Linked DNA regions of Homo sapiens: region 2 is linked to region 1. The links are chromatin loops, found by intact Hi-C in ENCODE. Cell type or tissue: endothelial cell of umbilical vein. All regions are shown on one strand. Each heading gives the region's core, and the rest is flanking DNA. Links, peaks and the distances in the headings are about the cores only. Region 1 has its middle 32 kb from the start of MIR4289. Region 2 holds the start of LOC124902205 (a long non-coding RNA gene).

Region 1 (9,290 bases), core at 330-8,329:
CAATAGAATCAAACTAGAGATCCATGACAGACGGGTAACATGAAATTTCTAAATACTTGCAAATAAAATAACACACTTCTAAATAATTCATGGGTCAAAGAATAAGTCTTGAAGGAAAAATGTTAAAAATAGAACTGAATGATAAATGAAAATGAAAATGCAGCATAGGAAGCTATATAGAATACAGCTGAAAGAGTATTGAGAAGAAAATTTTTAGCAATTAATGATTACATTAGAAATAAGAAAATCTCTAAAATCAGTCATCTTTCTACCTCAAAAAGCTAAAAAAAAGGAAAAGTAAAATAAACCCAAAGGAAGCAGAAGAAAACAAGAAAGTCATTTCGAAATCGAAAATAGGAAAACAAAAAGAAAACTAATAAAACAAAGCTGGCTGCTTGAAAAATCAATAAAATCGATGTGTCTAGCAAGAATAACAAAAATAAGAAGAGAGAAGACGCAAATCATCAATGTCAGGAGTGAAATGTGATATGTCACCACAGATCCCACAGCCATTAAAAAGATAATAAAAGAATACTGTGAACAACTTTGTGCTCATAAATTTGATAACTTAAAGGAAAGAAATTTCTTTACCCGAAATGACATAGATAATCTAAATAGTTCTACAATCATTAAAATAATTGACATTGTTATTTAAAATCTCCTAAAAGTAGAATTACCCATTTTTTTAAAATATAGATATATTTGATTACCTATTTAATTGTGGTTTTTCAGGGGCAAGAGATCTCAGATGTTGACTGTAATTTTTTTCCCATAAGTTAAGGAAATCGGGCTTTCAGTTTACTAAATTTTTGAGTGAATTTCATTGGTAAACATAGTGATGGCTGTTTAAAGAGAGCCATGACTCACTTCACCAGTTACAGTAACATAATTTCCCTTTCTGCACTTAGTTTTTTACATTATGTAAAAGTCAAACATGCTATTTTTAATTTCACTTTTTTTCACAATGATACTTTCGCAGATTTTCTCATCACCCGCTGCCTCAATTCTTCACATGACCCTTCTATGTCACTCTCTTTAACCTCCTCTTTAATTCTCCTCAGGCAGAATTAATTACTCCCTTATCTAGGTCCCCCGAGGACTGAATGCACAGTGTGAGAATTACTTGTCTTCAGGACACCCTTCCCTTTACATGCCTTTGCAGCCTGCCTCCTTGCTGGAGATCTGGTACATGGCAGGCATGCAATGATTTTTGCTGACTTGAAATCTAAATACAGAAGATTGTTTAGGAGTAAGCCAACAACAAAACAGAAAGTGACATCCTCCCCTGATTTTCACCAAGTTGGCTTTTGATTACCAATAGAGAACAAATGAACATCATTCTCTTCAAAAGCAGTTTGTAGGGGAAGGTTATCAATCTTCATAACAATAAAAGCATTTGTTTTGTGAGATTGATGAAAGATTTTGTAAGCAGTTTTGTCACCATGGGGTAAAAATGATCGGTTTCATGGGAATTATATCTGTTGAGCTTATAAAATCTTACTCATTTTTGCACAGGAAGTCCCACTTATATGTTGCTAAAATAATAAAGTTTGTAGATAGGAAATTGAGTAAATTGTGAGTTTGGCCATGGCTGAAATGGAATTAGGGTATTAAATCGTGTGGTTTCAATCCTACCATATTTATTCATTTCCAAACAGTTTGGGGGATTATTTGTTGACAGTCACATAATTAATTATTGGCTGTTATAGTGGCATGCGTTTCCTTGACAAACAAGAGTTTAGTTTAATTCAGAGAGTTAAATCTGCTTTAATATCCAGACACTTGTGGCTGTAGGGTCTCTTTTGGAGACTGAATTACTTAATAATTGGCTCTTGACTTTTTGCAACTGTAATGTCCTCGAAGTATATAATAGCTCCAAACAGTAAGCTTGGGTCCCCAGTACTTGATTTTTAACTGGGTCTACGAGGCAGTCAAGAAGGAGGTGCTGAGGAGAGCCACATCACACACTCAAGGAACCGTTGTGATTCTCCCATCTTGCCCACCCCATGGAAAGAAGGGTCCTCCCTTTTTCGTCTCACTGCTTGAGGTAATGACACCAATTCTATAGTCTAGGATAGACAAAGACTCCCAGAGAAAACAGAAAGAAATAAATGAAACACTTTCTGAAATTTTTCCTCCTGAAATAATATTTTGTTTGTACTTAAAAAAAAGAGAGATGATAACTTATTGCTAAACCTTTAGTGTGTCTACATGGGAGAAGTGACTCAGCAGGTCTTGGGCCAAACTGCGTATTTGTTTAACTTCAATCTCAGGAGAGCCAAGGAGTAAAACCATGGCACTATCTTTGTTGCAACAAAGACTTCTTGCTTGATGAGCATTCTTGGCAAGGGAGCCTTCATATTTTAAAAGGCTGTAACTGTTTATGGCTATCAGCTTATCACTCTAAAACCAAAGGAGGCCTGAGGACAAAGAGTGAGCCAGAGGGGATGTTAAGGGAGGGAGGGTTCTCCAGGAAGCAGAGTCCTAGGCAGTCTGCAGTCTGGACCCATCACACTGCAGAACTGGGCAGGGTGACCAGGCATCTGCAGCTTTCTTGTCTCTGAGCAAGTGAGAGTGCTGGTCCTTGTACACCAGCATCAGAAATGAGAGCAGACAATGGAGGAGGGTGAATGCAAGGGGTGCTCAGGAAGAAGCACAAGCAACACCCTACAGGGGTTGAAGGGAGACCATTTTCTGGGTGGGAATAAGTAGAGATTTATGAAAGAGCCGATATTCACACGTGGCCACAGGATTTTGACAGAGTGGTGGCAGGACCTCCAGGTGGAAGGAACCAGTGAGCCAAGGTGTTGAGTCCTTAGGCAGAGATGATGTCACCCAATATGTATTTTGTAGCAAAATACATATTTGTCCTTTTTGCTTAATGTATGCTGAGTCATTTAACCCTCACAGCGACTCTTACCCCCGCTTCCTTTATTCTCACTCTTCTCCTCTTTTCCCTCTCAAGATCATCTCCTCTCTTCTTCCCTTCCTGTTGGGAAGTCAAGTGGACGGGGTGGATGGGGAGGAAGGAACTGAACAACTCTACGTGGAATGTTCGGGGAAGGACTCTCTGAGGTGGAAATGTTTAAACTCAAACCTGAAGGGTGAGAAAGAACAAGCCAAGCGTGTGGATTGGGAGACAGAGCATATTGCACTTGGGGAGCAGAGAGCCACTGGGGGAGTGAGTGCACGTGGTGAGGTCAGAGAGGGCCAGGGCATCTTGTAGGCCATATGAGGATTCTCCCAAACTGTCTGGGGGTCCCTGGCTTCATGCTGAAAGGGAAGACAAAACCCAGGCAAGTCCCAGGCTGAGAAGGGCAGAGTCAGAAGACAGAGGGCGAAGCTGCCCCTCAGGGGCTGGATGGGGGCTGATGGGTGCCCTTGGAGCTGCCCCTTTCAGGGGTCAGAACTTCCACAGAAGAATTTGGGGGTGGGATACAACTCAGCCCACAGCCATGTCAAATTGATTGGCATTGGTCATCTGCCTTCTTCAGTTGCTTTTATTTTTCTCTTCTGGAGAGCCAAGAGCCTGAAAGGTAGAATTGAGAGCCTAGAGAATCGAGCCCACGACACAGTGAGGATAATTCCTTAAACTTAATTGCATCTCCCAGATGGATTGAAACTGCCTGAACTGGTGCCCCCCATTTTCCCCTTTTGGAACCAGAATGTCTATAATGGCTCTCCTACACTTATACCATCATTGAATTTGGTGGTCAGATTACTTGTTTTCTAGTTTTACAGGGCCACAGATAGACAGGGTCTGTGGCTCAGGGTGTATCATAGCAGAGCCTCACCTGACTGCTCAAGGCGACTGAAATGATGAGATTTTGGACTTGAAGTGGGTGTTCTAATGGAGTGAGATCTTTGTTGTCATGAGACAGGATAGATGCATTTTGCAGATGAGAGAGAGGAATGTGGTCAGAGGGTAAACTATAGCAGACAAAATTTTTGCCTCCCCCATTTTAGACCTGCCTTTTAATGGACTTGCTTAGTCATTGGGGTTAACTATGAGCAAACACAGTCCCCAGTACAGCAGAACAGAGAAACAACAATGTACCAGGTTAGATCAGAGCAAAGGAATGTTTGAAAACTGGAAACATCTCATATTTAGAAAACAAGAAGTGGGCAAGAAACCAGAGTGTCTGGGGAGCCTATAAGTGCATATGAAAAAGTATGGGCCCACGTTGGGCATGGTGGCGCATGCCTATAATCCCAGGAGGCTGAGGTGGGAGATCGGGTGAATCCAGGATTTCAAGGCTTAAGTGAGCTCTGATTGTGCCACTGCACTCCAGCCTGGATGACAGAGTGAGACCCTGCCTCAAAAAAAAAAAAAAATAAAGGCACAAATGGAAGGTGTTTGTATCAACAGGGCCAGGGCCATGGGCTCTTGGAGTGCCAAGTGTCTCAGACGCAGCATCAATCGTCAGCAGTAGTTGTGGTTCCTCCTTCTGCGTGGTCACCTGTGGAGGGCCTGCAGTGAGTGTGCATGTGTGTGTGTGCATGTGTACGGGGCATAACACTGGTGGCAAAACATCAGGGAAAATCTGGGGCTTCTGTGTTCAAGAAATTAGTTTTATTGTAATTGTACAGAGATAAAATCCCTACTTTCACAGAGTATTCTTACGCACTACTTTCTTTTCTTGGAAATTTTGGGGGGAAAGACTAACAATACATGTTTCTTAGCCGTGGCCTTTCCTAATTTCCAAGAGCTGAATCTCATCCTGCTAAGGTCTCCCTGAAACCAGACTGCTCTGCACCCTCCTCCGCACTCCTCCCCACGGCATGACAGTTACTGCCCATCTTCTGAGATAACTTCAAGGCAACTATGGCAGCTTGTTTTATTTTCTCTTCCTGCAACTCTCTCTGATTCTCTCTTTCAGCATTTAAGGATTGTCTTACTCTAATCAGCAACTCCACCAGGAACCTTTTGTGTTTTTTCGCTCTGTTTCTCCCCCACTATTTGGGGCCAGAGCCCTCTGAGCCTCACATAATGAAATTCAGGTCGCTGTGCAGAAAATATTGAGCACAGAGAAACAAACCCCAGGAGGCAAACTCTGAGGCCGGAAGGTAGAATTAGGAGCAGCCAAAAAGGACAGCAGGCGAGTTCAACCGGATGCATGATCATTTCCTGTTCTTAAAATTCCCTTTAATATCCCCAGCCCAGCCCGCTGAGTCGGTGAGAAGCTGGGGAGGAAGAGCCCTGGCTGGGGTCAGGGGCCCAGGCTGCAGGCCCAGCTGGTGGCTCGCTAGTGAGGCCCTGGGGAGACCTCTCAGGCCTGTCTTCAAGTCAGTAAGGAGGGGCCAGTCCTGCAGCTCTACCCTCAGAGCATGGGTGGTGGTGGTGGGGTGTGTGTGTGTGTGTAAGGCAGGTCTGGCTCCAAGCATCAGGAAGTGAGAACTGGGGAGAGATGTCTTTTGTGGGGTTCACACCCTCCCCAGCCGGGTTCTCCCACTCTCCTGGAAGGAACGGGCAGCTAACACCTCAGAGCTCCTGGAACAGGCAGGGGATGCCCACCTCCTTATCTCAGGGAGTAACCTGTGCACAGTCCTGGGAACAGGCACGGTCATCTTAGTGATAGTGACAGTGTGGCCTGGCCTGCAGCAGTGAGTTCTGCACACTTCATTGCGGGGAAGCTGGATGGTAGAAAGTGGAGACATTCAACCAAGATGACGCAGTTGTTTGCAGCCACATGTAGAATTGACGCCTGTCTGAAAACCTCCCCACCATTTGGCCACGATCAGTGCTGACCCTCACTCTGTCCCTGGGCTGTGGCTGACACACACAGGGTCACTGCCAATTGCTCAGGGCTCCTGTCTCTCAATACATGTATTTTCACAAAAAGGACACTCACTAAAGTGATGTCGAGAGCCATCTTGAAGAGGAAGAATAAAAGACAAATAGGCTGGGCGTGGTGGCTCACGCCTGTAATCCCAGCACTTTGGGAGGTTGAGGCGGGCAGATCACGAGGTCAGGAGATTGAGACCATCCTGGCCAACATGGTGAAATGCTGTCTCTACTAAAAATACAAAAAATTAGCTGGGTGTGGTGGCAGGCACCTGTAGTCCCAGCTACTTGGGAGGCTGAGGCAGGAGAATTGCTTGAACCTGGGAAGCAGAGCTTGCAGTGAGCAGAGATTGCAGCACTGCACTCCAGCCTGGGCGACAGAGTGAGACTCTGTCTCAAAAAAAAAAAAAAAAAGACCAATAGTGGAACAGTGGAGTAGAACATGGGTAAAGGGAAGTCCTAACCTGTGCCTCTTAATATCTGGTGTCACTGAGAATATTCATCCTCAGGCTTCTTTTGAACCTATCTCCTTGGCCACATGGAATAGATAAATGAGAGATCAGAGGCTTCTGCTGGACTATGAGTCCACCCCTCTCCCAGGCTTGCTCCCTCCAGCCCTGGGCCTGGATGCCAAGTTCCCTGGGGACATGGATGCCACCCACCAGGATGGGACCATTGGGAGTTTCCTCCAAGAGGGTGGAATATGACCATTGTTCCTGACATTGCTCACTTTAATTAGTCCACTAGATGCTCCAATCCTTGAAGGAAACCATGTTTCATCTCCAGTTTACACACAAGGAACCTGAGGCTTAGAGAGCTCTGACTTTAGGAAGTTACAGGTAAACTTTAGAGCCCACGTTCCCTAACTTTGAGCCCATGGACTCCTCATTTGGAGTTCTCAGGCATAGGGTGGAGAGAGGTGTAGACAAAACCCCAGGGTCATGCTTGATCTGCTGTGCAACATGTTCAGCTGCTCCTGGATAAGTGCAAGGTGTTTATTTATTTATTTATTTTTGAGATGGAGTCTCTCCCTGTCGCCCAGGCTGGAGTGCAGTGGCGTGATCTCGGCTCACTGCAAGCTCCGCCTCCCAGGTTCAAGCAATTCTCCTGCCTCAGCCTCCGTATGAGTAGCTGGGACTACAGGCGCCCACCACCACGCCCGGCTAATTTTTTGCATTTTTAGTAGAGACAGGGTTTCACCGTGTTAGCCAGGATGGTCTCGATCTCCTGACCTCGTGATCCACCCGCCTCGGCCTCCCAAAGTGCTGGGATTACAGGCGTGAGCCACCGCGCCCGGCTGCAAGGTGTTTATTAAAAGGATTCCTGCCTATTAACGAAGACTTATTTTTCACACTTTTATTTCAAAACTTGTTTTTGTCCTTTTTATGTTTCCTAATTGTTAAGAAGTGGCTTTATTTCTCAATTTGAGACATCTTTCTCAACCACAGTGTTTCTTTTTGATATTGATAATTAACTTTTTTTGGCCTGTATTTAATGTTGGAAGGCAAATACTATGTCCCAAACTACACTTTAGAAAATGACGATGGTAAACTTCATCTTTTCACATTTATTGATTACCCAATTATCACTTGGATGCTGCTTTACAGCTCAGATCTTATAATTTCACTTACTCCTCATAAGGACCTCATCAGTGGCTATTATTATTATTATTATTTCCATGAGGGCTCAAGAGCTGATAAGTAATTTGTCCCAAAACCATAGAGCTGGCCCCTAAGCCCAGAATTACAGGCCTGTGTCCATCTCATTCAGCCAGTGTCCCCAAGAACAACCTGCATCTGTCTGCATCAGAACCACCAGAGGTGCTGACTAAAGAATGACGCATATTTACCACTCTACCTGCCTCAGCTACAAAGGACCACCACTCCTATAACTTCAGATCTCCAGGGAGGGGGTTGGAGGAGGCTTTTTAAAAACCTTCACCTCATTTATTTACTTGAAGTACACAAAACAGTAGAGAGAACAATACAATCAAGTGCGTTTTACCTAGCAAACTGCCAGCTTTACCAAATAGAAATGCAGGACATTCAGTTAAGTTTGAATTTCAGGTAAAAAATGGATGACTTTTTAATAAAAATATAACGTCACGTGGGACAATACTTATACCGAAACATCACTGTTTTCCTGGCCATCCAATTTTCACCCTCACTCTGCTCTCTCCCCAGTCCTGGCTTATTTTGAAGCCAATCTCAAAATTCCTAGCATTTCATCTTAAACATGTCAGAATACCACCCTAAAATGTAAGACAATTTTTTTTTAAGAAACACAAACACAGTACCATTATTGCACCTGAAAAACACAACAATAATTCCTTAATACCTAGTCAATGTCTAGTTATCTGGATAAAATAAAATGGTATTTTATAGGTTGTTTGTTGAATCAAAATCCAAATAAGGCTCTTTCATTGTTAATCTATAGTTCTTCTCTCTGCCTGTCTCTGCATACACTTGTTGAGACAACAGGTCATTTATCCTCTCAGGATAGAGTAGCTCTCAGGGTGAATCATGCTTTCTTTTATCAGTTTTGCATCCAGGTGTTGTCATTATCATGTTCCTCTGTCCCACATATTTCCTGTTAGTTCGTAGTTAGATCCAATTAGATAGATCTAGTTAGATCTAGAGGCTTCATCTCCTTCAGGTTTCAATTTTTATTAAGAATATAACCTGGGGGGTGTGTCCATTTAGCAAGAGATACAGAATGGTTGTCTCTTTTTTAGAGATATTAGCAACTGTTGATAATCAATATCTACAGTCATAGTTCTTTAGGTGATCCTGATACATAGTGAGAATAAAAACCATTGCACTTTTCCACATTGCTCAGAGCAGGGCGGCTATGCCTATTGCTTTTTTTTTTTTTTTTTAATTTACTTTTTTAAATGAGCAGTTTCTGTGCTAAGAGGAACTATCTCTGGTCCACAGCCTCACAGGGTTCCCAGAATGAAGTATCCACCCTCCATCGTTCCTGAGCCTGGCCTTCCTCCTGGAGTACTGGCAATAACAGACTCCCTTACTCCTTGCAGCACTGTCCAGATGGTTGATAGCCAGATGTTGAGTGGATTTCTTTTTGAATGGATTTCTCTTTGAATGGATTTCTCTTCAAATGACAGGGGAGTCCTGCTAGTTCAGCATTCTGTTGTATTCAGATGCTCAGTTGACACCTCCCGTCATAGTGTGTGGTAAACTCTTATGAGCCCTCCCTAGCTGTTGAGTGATAACTATATAACCTATGGCCTGAAGTTGGGTTGGCCCAAGGACAAAACTGCTGGATGAGTCACAGTGAGGCCTTATCTTAAATGTGTCCCAAAAAAGAGAAGAAATGAGGACAGGCGGAAACTGTGTGAGTGGGAGGGAGACAGGGCACAGCTGAGGGGCAAAGGCGGCAGGCAGTAATAAGCAACAGAAGAGGGATGAAAGAAGACAGTTATCCAGAAGACTTTTTGGCCTATTTTCTTATGTGTGGGTAAAACACAGCAAGTGGGGCTTGCAAA
Region 2 (9,290 bases), core at 576-8,575, 75 kb after region 1:
CTGACTGCATTTCATTGATTTTTAATATGTAGGTTTTTTGTTATTATTGTTTTCTTGATAATCTGATTTTTTAAAATTATACCATTCTTTTTTAGCCAAGAAAGTTATCTTTAAATATTTGGCTTATTAGGTTTTCCTGAAATGTTTGGCATTATTGGTTTTTATATTTATGTATTTATTGAGACAGAATCTACTTCTGTGGCCCAGGCTGGAGTGCAGTGGCACAATCTCGGTTTACTGCAGCCTCTGCCTCCCAGGTTCCTCCTGCCTCAGCTTCCCAAGTAGCTGGGACTACAGGCATGCACTACCATGCCCTGCTAATTTTTGTATTTTTAGTACAGACAGGGTTTCACCATGTTGACCAGGCTGCTCTCAAACTCCTGACCTCAAGTGATCCACCTGCCTCAGCCTCCCAAAGTGCTGGAATTACAGGCATGAGCCACTGTGCCCAGCATTTTTTATTTATTTTTTTATTGAGGTAAAATTTACAGACAAAATTAAGCATTTTAAGGTAGACAATTTTGTGGCATTTAGTACATTCACAATGTTTTGCAAACACTAACTCTATCTAGTTCCAAAATATTTTCATTACGCCAAATAAAATCCTATATCCATGAGGCACCTACTCCCCATTACTCACTCTCTCCAGCCCTTGACAATCACCATTCTGCTTTCTGTACCTCTGAATTTACCTATTCTGAACATTTCATGTAATTGAGTCATATGACCAACGTGTGAACTTTTGTGTCTGGCTTCTTTCACCTGGCATAATCTTGTATAATATCTGGGCAATGAAATAATCTGTACAACAAAACTTCATGGCACAAGTCTATGTAACAAACCTGCATTTGTACCCCTGAACTTAAAATATAAGTTAAAACAAAGAAAAAAAAGAGACTTACAGAAAGAAGAAGAAAAAAGACTGAATTATGGATGGGTGGATGGATGGATGGATGGATGGATAGGTCAATGAAAAGATGGAAGGCTCATTAAAATTCTGTTTATCACTAAACATACCTGTTCAGAAAAAGTGTAGCGATGTTTACATTATGTGATATGCCACAAGATGAATTCTGTTCATATCCATTATTAATCCATTCATCCACTGATGGATGTTTGGGTTGTTTCTATCTTTTGACTATTGTGAATAGTGCTGCTCTGAATGTTCATATAGAGAGTAATCTGCATACCTGTTTTCAATTCTCTTAGGTATGTCCCTAAGTGGAATTCCTGGGTCATCTGGTAAGCCTATGTTTGACTTACCATGAAATATTTATTCACAGTGACTGAATCATTTTACATTTCCCCCAGTAATACTTGAGAGTTCCAACTTGTAGATATCCTTGCCAACACTTATTTTTCATTTTATTGATTGTAGACATCCTAGTGGGTTTGAAGTGGTATTTAATTTTGGTTTTGATTTGGATTTTCCTAATGACAAATGTTGTTGGTCACCTTTTCATGTGCTTAATGTCCATTTTTAGATATTCTTTGGAGAAATACTAAGTCCTTTGCCCATTTTAAAATGGTCTTTTCAGTTGAATTTCAATTCTTTATATACTCTAGATATTAATCCCTTATCAGAGATGTGATTTGAAAATATTTCTCCTATTCTGTAGATTGTCTTTTCATTTTCTTGATAATATTCTTGGATGTTAAAAATTTTTGTCTTTATATGTCCAGTTTGTCTACTTTTTCTTTTGTTCCATGTGCTTTCAGTATCATATCTAAGAACCCACTGTCAAATCCAAAGTCATGAAGGTTTGTCCCTATATTTTCTTCTGAGAGTTTTGTAGATTTAGCTCTTACCTTTAGATTGATGGTTCATTCTGAGTTCAGTTTTGTTTAGTGATTCAACTTCATTCTTTTGCATGTGAATATCTGGTTGTTCCAGCACCATTTGTTGAAGGGATGATTCTTTCCCTAAATGAATTATCTTGGTACCCTCTTTTAAAAATTATTAATTTCTTGTTTATTTTATTTTATTTTATTTTATTTTATTTTATTTTATTTTATTTTATTTTATTTTATTTTATTTTTGATGAAGGCTCGCTCTGTCGCCCAGGCTGGAGTGCAGTGACCCAATCTCGGCTCACTGCTGGGACTACAGATGCCTGCCACCACACCAGGCTTATTTTTTGTACGTTTTTAGTAGAGACGGGGTTTCACTGTGTTAGCCAGGATGGTCTCGATCTCCTGACCTTGTGATCTGCCCGCCTCGGCCTCCCAAAGTGCTAGGATTACAGGCATGAGCCACCGTGCCCGGCCAATTTCTTGTTTATTTTCATGTTAGATATTGAATATGGTCTGCACAAGTTTCTTTTCTGTGATTAAAAAATTTTTGTTGTCTCTTTGTGGTCAATTTTTATAAATGTTGAAGATGCTTAAAAGTAGGTGTGTATGTCTGTTTGTAAGATACAGAAATTTGAGTACATATAGTACACAACCTTATATCACATATAATAAAAATATTAGTAGTACTGCTTAAATTCTCTATATTTCTTATTTTGCTAAGTAGTCTTAATTAGTGATGGATTGAAAAAGATGAGTTAATATTTACTATTATACTTTTTGGTGTGTATTTATTTTTGTATTTTCAGTAGCTTTTTCTGTGTATTTTTGTTGATATATTATCTGAGCATAAAGGTTCCTGACATTTTTACATTTATTGTGAAATACTTTCTGCATCATTAAACAATGAGTTCATTTAGGATTTTTCATGTCTTTTGCCTAAAATTAAAATTTGCCTGCTTATTAATACAACAATCCCCACTTAAGTTTGTTGGCATTTGTTTGCTTTATCTTTGTCTAACCTTTAATTTATAACTTTGTAATTTTTTAACATATCTTTTACTTTTGGCATGTAATTAGCTTTTGGATCAAACAAAGAAATTATTTTTTAACAGATTTTATATTTCTATTTATATTTGTATTTCTAACAGATATGCTTGATACATGTGCTTCCTTTTCTCTCTCTCTGTGTGTGTGTATATGTGTATGTGTGTGTGTTTAGTGAAGTGGTGTGTATGTGTATGTGTGTGGTTTAGTGAAGTGGTATGTATAGAAAGTGGTGCACTTACTTTTCTCCTGGTAATTTGAAAGTATTATTGTCTGTTTGTTACAGACTGAATGTTTGTGCCCCTCTAAAATTCATATGCTGTAGCCCTAACACCCAAGATGATGATATTTGGGAGGCGAGCCTTCGTGTGGTAATTATTTTTAGATGAGTTCATGAAAGTGGGACCCTCACGATGGAATTAGCATCCTTATAAAAAGAGGAAAAGAGACCAGAGATCTCTCTCCACACCACCACCATAAGAGAACACAGCAAGAAGGTGGCTGTCTGCAAGCCAGGAAGAGAGCCCTCACCAGGGAACCAAATCAGTAGCACCTTAATCTTGGACTTCCAGCCTCCAGAGCTGTCAGAAATAAATTGCTTTTGTTTAAGCTATCCAATGCTTGACATTTTTTTTATGGCAACCAAATTTACTAAGACACTCTTCTAGTGTTATCTTTGTAAATTTGGAGATATATGTCATCTTTATTAATTCATAACTTTTAGTATCAACTATTCTTACATCATGAAAGATTAGATATTTAGTCTTGATAGATCAAATATTCAACAATATGAATTCTAGTTTTGGAATTCTCCATTAAAGGTGCAATTGATTGGATTTGTCATCATGTTTTTTTAAGGATGAATAGGTACTATATGCACTAAGAATACATACTTTAAGAATAGCTTTCTTTCGTCTTTTATGTGAAGAATAAATTGACTACATGCATAAGTTTGGAGTCTGACTTTTCCTTCTCAGAATTATCTATATATTTCTTCACTGTGTTCTTCCATTGAAAATAACTATTTGGGGAAATCTGAGGTCAGTCTATTTTTCTTCTTCTAAGTAACTTGGCTTTTTTCTCACATTTTAATCTTTAACGTTTTGAACACCATCAGGACTTCAAATATTTTTTTCTTCCATGCTGAATTTTCTTAACTTGCTTTTCTATATATTTTATTCTCTCCAAAACTTTTTTTTTACTTCTTCATTTTGCTTATGTGATCTTTTTAAAGCTGTTCTTCTTACATTGAATCTATTTCCAGCAATCTCTATTTTTATTCCTGCTGCTTCTATTGTGGTTTTCATTTCTGTAACAGTTCTATTGTTATCTTGAATTTTCTTAATCTTCCAACTCACTTTTAACCTTTTTAACTTGTCTTAAAAAAATTTTTTTTGGCTGCATGTGTGGTGGCTTATGCCTATAATTCCAGTGCTTTGAGAGGCTGAGGTGGGAGGATCACTTGAATCCAGGAGTTTGAGATCAGCCTGGGCAACATAGTGAGACCCCACAGTGAGACAAACATTTTTTAAAAATAGCCAAGTGTAGTGGTGCGTGCCTGTAGTTCCAGCTACTTCCAAGGCTGAGATGGCTTAAGTCTGGGAGATTGAGGCTGCAGTGAGCCATGATTATCACCATACTCCAGCTGGGGTGGCAGAGTGAGACCGTGTTTCAAAAACAAACAAACAAAAAACAAAATAAGTAATCTCCTCTGTGATTTTTTCCCCAGTGTCCATGTTTTTCTTTAATTTCTTTAACACTGTAGATTACAATAATTTGAAATTTTTTTTGATGCTTGGAACAATTTTTATCTTGAAATGTATTTTAGTATTATGATATTTATTTACTTTCTCCCATTTTTTTCTCTCTCTCCCTCTCTGAGTAGCAGTGACAGAGGTGAGGGTAGTATTTATGTGCAGCACTGAACATTTTGGGCTTATAAGTCATCTTTGAAAGAGGGAAATTCCATTCAGGTCTATAATGATTTTCATGAACAGAGTGTCCAGATGCTAGAGAGCACAGAGGGTTAGATGGAAACTTCAGCGCAAGTCTGTTTCCTTAGAACAGTTTGTCAGCACATTGCTGAGTCATCTGCCCTTGGGGGCATTCCTTAATATCCTCCAGTCTTTACTCAGCCACATCCCTGGGTGGGAGCCTTTATGTCCCACAGGCCCCTTGTTTGGTGATGTGTATTTGCCTGTGTTTTTTCAGATGACTGTGTTCCACAGCTGCATAACTGTGTACCACTTGTCCCAGGATGTGTGTTCCCCATTTCTCAGGGTAAGTCAACATGATTATATATATCCAGACTCTTCCAATTTCTCTCTTGTCTAATTTTGTTTTTATTCCCTTTTTTCTGTACATCATTTCCATCCATCATTTTTCCTTCTTTGCCTGTTCATTTGAGTGCATAATGTAGAGATAATCATTCCTGTGACATATGGGCTCAAATGCCAAAATTTAATCACCTGTACTCCTAACTTTCCCATCCACTTTTTTTTATAGACCATGTGTTTTCTATTTTATGCAGTTTGCCTGGATTTTACACCATCTCCCAAATTCCCAGATGGATCTTAATATTTGCCTTAAAATATACAAGCGTTTTTGTGTCTCATCTTCATTTTCACATCATGCCTAAGACATGAAATTTTATTTGCTCTGCTTAAGTTTATAGTTTCGAAGAATCCTAAGATTATTAGTTTATAGGAACTATAAGCTTATAGTTCGTAAGAGCCCTAAGAATCCCCAAGTTGTCAAAAATTGAGTATAATACAATTGTTTCCACAGAATCAGTGGTAGAGAAAGGGAGTTAAGAGATGTACTATTTGATACTTGATGTTTATAGACATTTTCTCATAAAGAATTTGTATTAATATTTTAAATGAATGTATTTTATGTTTTTCTAGGTAAAAGTCTTATCAAATAATAATTTGTAAAATGATAAAAACATAATTCTCCTTCAAGTATATAAAGTGTAGAGTCAGTGCATACCTAACATTAAAAATTATTTTTATTTTTATTATTATTATTATTCTTGATGGACAAATCATACCTAACATTAATGAGGGAATCGGCAAGATGACAAATGTGATTCAAAGGAGAATGTAAGGGTCTTATGTAGATATGGTCAGTGAAAGAAAGGCTGCTGGAATATGATGTCTAAGTTAGATGAAAAGAAGAGGTTAATACTTTACCTGACAATACAGCCCTAACCTCTGGAGTTTTTAATTTTTTAATTTTTTAAAATAAAAAACAGCTTTAAAGAGGTATAATTGATATAAAATAAGTGTGCATATTTAAAATTTACATTTAATACTCTACTGACATTTGTATGCACTTATGGAACCATCATCATAACCAAGATAATGATCATACACATCATCCCCAAAAGTTTTCTCATTTCCCTTTGGAATCACTCCCTCTCACCATGTCCCATGCACCCACATCCATAGACAGCCACTGGTCTGTTTTCTGCCACTATAAGTTAAATAGCATTTTGTAGAAATTTATAAAAATAAAAGATGAGTATACACATTGGTTTTGATCTGAATTCTTTCTATCAGCAAAATTATTTTGAAATGTATCCACATTGTAGCCCCTATCAATAGTTTACACCTTTTTTTTTACTGCTGAGTTGTATTTCATTTCATGCATGTAACACAATTTGCTTAATGTATTTACCTTTTGATGATATCCATTCAGCTGAGTATTAATTAATCAATCCATTCAGCTGAGGAAATTACCCAAGACCAGTGAGTGAACTATCTAGAAATGTAAAGGTACCAGTGTTTGGTGTTCACAAAGGGCTGGGGATGGTGCCTTTCCTAATCATCCAGACTGAAAATACACATTCAAAAAATGTTAGGCACGTTACACAGAACTGTCTTGCTTCAATGGTAGGGAATAATTATCCCTCAACTAAATATTATATTATTCAAATAGAAAGGCAATATATTATGACCAAGTGGGATGTATTTTAGGAATGCAAGGTTGGCTTAACATTCAGAAACCTGTAAAATACTCCCACTTCCATTTCCATGAAGGTAAAGTGGATGTGCTTTTTCTTGTCTATCAACTTATACACACGCCAATGCTCATTTCAAGAAATAAAAAGACTCTCAAGGGAGGAGTAAAAAAAAAGACCAGCTATTAATAGGTACCTCAGTCTAAGTAGCAATATGGTGGTGAACTCCTGAGTTTACTTTTACCTCATATATCAGAATGGATGTTGGCAAAGTTGGCAGTACAATGATGCCAACAAGTTCAGACAAAAATAGTCCAAACAAAAACCTACTCTTGCTAGCCAAAACACCAGAAAAGGAGCAGCCTCACAAGATATTAAACTTTTAGACTGTAATTGCTCAATTCCAATCAAAAAACACAGAAAACACTTGATCCCATCCCCACCTACACCAGCAAAGGCCAAGGACCCCAAACTCCTAACCTCATGAAGTAACAAGGTGTTCCAAACACCCCTATCCCCAATTTCTTCATCCTGGTTGGTATCAGAGCAGCTGGAGTTAAGAGTCAAGACTTTCATCCCCGCCCAACAGTAAGACACCTCCTGCTTCCATGCTGTCAGTGGCCACCATGCCAGGAAATTGAATTTCTATCCTCATAGTCTGTAATAAGAGTGTAAGAATAGAAATGCTGCAGGAACAAATATGTATTCAAATAAGTAATGGCTGAAAATATACCAAATTTGGCAAAAGACTTAAACTACAGATTCAAGAAGTGAAATAAACTCCAAACGAGATCAACACCAGGACACATCATACTAAAGCTTCTGAAAACTAGAAACAAAGAAACAAAGAAAAAATATTGAAAGCAGCAAAAGAGAAAGGATGTCTTACCTACAGAGGAAAGACAGTCTAAATGACAATGAGTTTTCCATTAGAAACCAAGGAGGCAAGAAGGAAGGGTCACAACATTTTGTAAGCGCAGAAAGAACAGAATTGTTAGTACAGAATATTATATCTTTTAAGGATGAAGGGGAAATCAGGACACTCTCAAATGAAGAAAACCTAAGGGAATCTGCTGCCAACAGACCAACCCCAAAAGAATAACTAAAGGAAGTTATTTAACCCATTTCCTCTTTGCCCTGAGAATACTCTTCTCTCTAATCCTAACGTGACATCATAGACATTTCTGTTACATTAGTATTAGAGACAAGTTCTGTTTAGAAGTAACTGCAAAAACAGTTTTTATATTTCATTTTCACATTGAAAATCAGTCAGATTTGACTCAGCCTCAAAGAGCATGTAAAATTAAATGAGTGCTGGCAGTGAGCTGCATTTTTTTTTCTAAAGGGAAATGGGTTAAACATAAAGGAAATTATAAAATAAGAAATCTTGGGAGCTTGGAAGCAGAGACTGGGCTATTATCAGACTCTAAACCAGCTGGCACCTTGATCTTGGACATCTAGTCTCCAGAACTGTCTGGGAGAGAAAATGGCAGAGAGGAGGCAAGACTAACTTTCAACTCCCACTCAGATGGACAGAGCAGTGTGTGGAGACACACATTGTGAAATTTTGCTCCAAGACCTGCCACAGGAACATACCAGGAATGCTGAGAGAATCCAAAGACCCTTTGAAGGAGGTGGGTTGCTGCTGCAGGCTCCATGGGACAGCTGTGGAATTCTGATGTGCTCTTGAAAGTGCCACGCCCTGGCTGGAGGCCAACGAACACAAAACCAGTGCACTAAACAAAAATACAACCACATACCCTCACAGAGTCCACTTCACTCCCCAGCTACCTCCACCAGGTGCTGGTATCCATAGCTGAGAGAGCTAAAGATGGATCACATCACAGGACTCTTTGCAGACACTCCCTCCTCAGTACCAATCCAGAGCCTGGTAGTTCTATTGGGTGGCTAGATCCAGTGGAGAAATAACAATGGCTGCAGTTAGGCTGTCAGGAAACCCCATTCCTAGAAGAAGGGGAAGAGCACCATATCAAGGGAGCACCCTGTGGGACAAAAGAATCTGAACAGCAACACTTGAGTCACAGATCTTCCCTCTGACATAGTCTGCCAAAATGAGAAAGAGCTGGAAAAACAATTCTGGTAATATGACAAAACAAGGTTTTAACACCCCCAAAACATCAAGACAAAAATCTCAGAATTGCCAGAAAAAGAATTAGAAGGTTGACTATTAAGCCAATTAAGGAGGCACCAGAGAAAGGTGAAGTCCAACTGAAAGAAATCAAAAAGAAAATACAGGATATAAATGGGAAAATCTTTAGTGAAATAGATAGCATAAATTAAAAAAAATCACAACTTTTGGAAATGAAGAACACACTTGGAGAATTGCAAAATGCACTGGAAACTCTCAGCAATAGAATCAAAAAGTAGAAGAAAGAACTTCAGAGCTCAAAGGCAAGGCTTTTGAATTAATCCAATCCAACAAAGACAAGGAAAAAAAAAACAACAATAAAAAATGAACAAAGCCTCC

What was found. Hi-C counts contacts between places; a loop is a spot of excess contacts. Peaks named below come from ENCODE experiments on the same cell type or tissue, not always from the same donor. Only the 100,000 strongest peaks of a DNase experiment are listed, where the experiment ranks them.
Region 2: it touches region 1 in a loop (4-fold over the local background); 4 of 110 quality-filtered maps call a loop at or near these places.

What each region holds. Positions count from the first base shown.
Region 1 is chr9:88,772,904-88,782,193 of GRCh38, forward strand. No RefSeq gene overlaps it. Among named protein-coding and RNA genes, the nearest start is that of MIR4289, 32 kb to the left of the region's middle. RefSeq lists a silencer at 5,179-5,418. In endothelial cell of umbilical vein, for the core only: no CTCF peak of the experiment used is centred there; DNase peaks (open chromatin) are centred at 2,338, 2,918, 4,048, 5,158 and 1 weaker place; H3K27ac peaks cover 5,052 bases.
Region 2 is chr9:88,848,073-88,857,362 of GRCh38, forward strand. LOC124902205 (a long non-coding RNA gene) reads left to right here and starts at 5,048. Exons shown (of 4, transcript XR_007061654.1): 1 at 5,048-5,118. In endothelial cell of umbilical vein, for the core only: no CTCF peak of the experiment used is centred there; a DNase peak (open chromatin) is centred at 4,949; H3K27ac peaks cover 1,712 bases.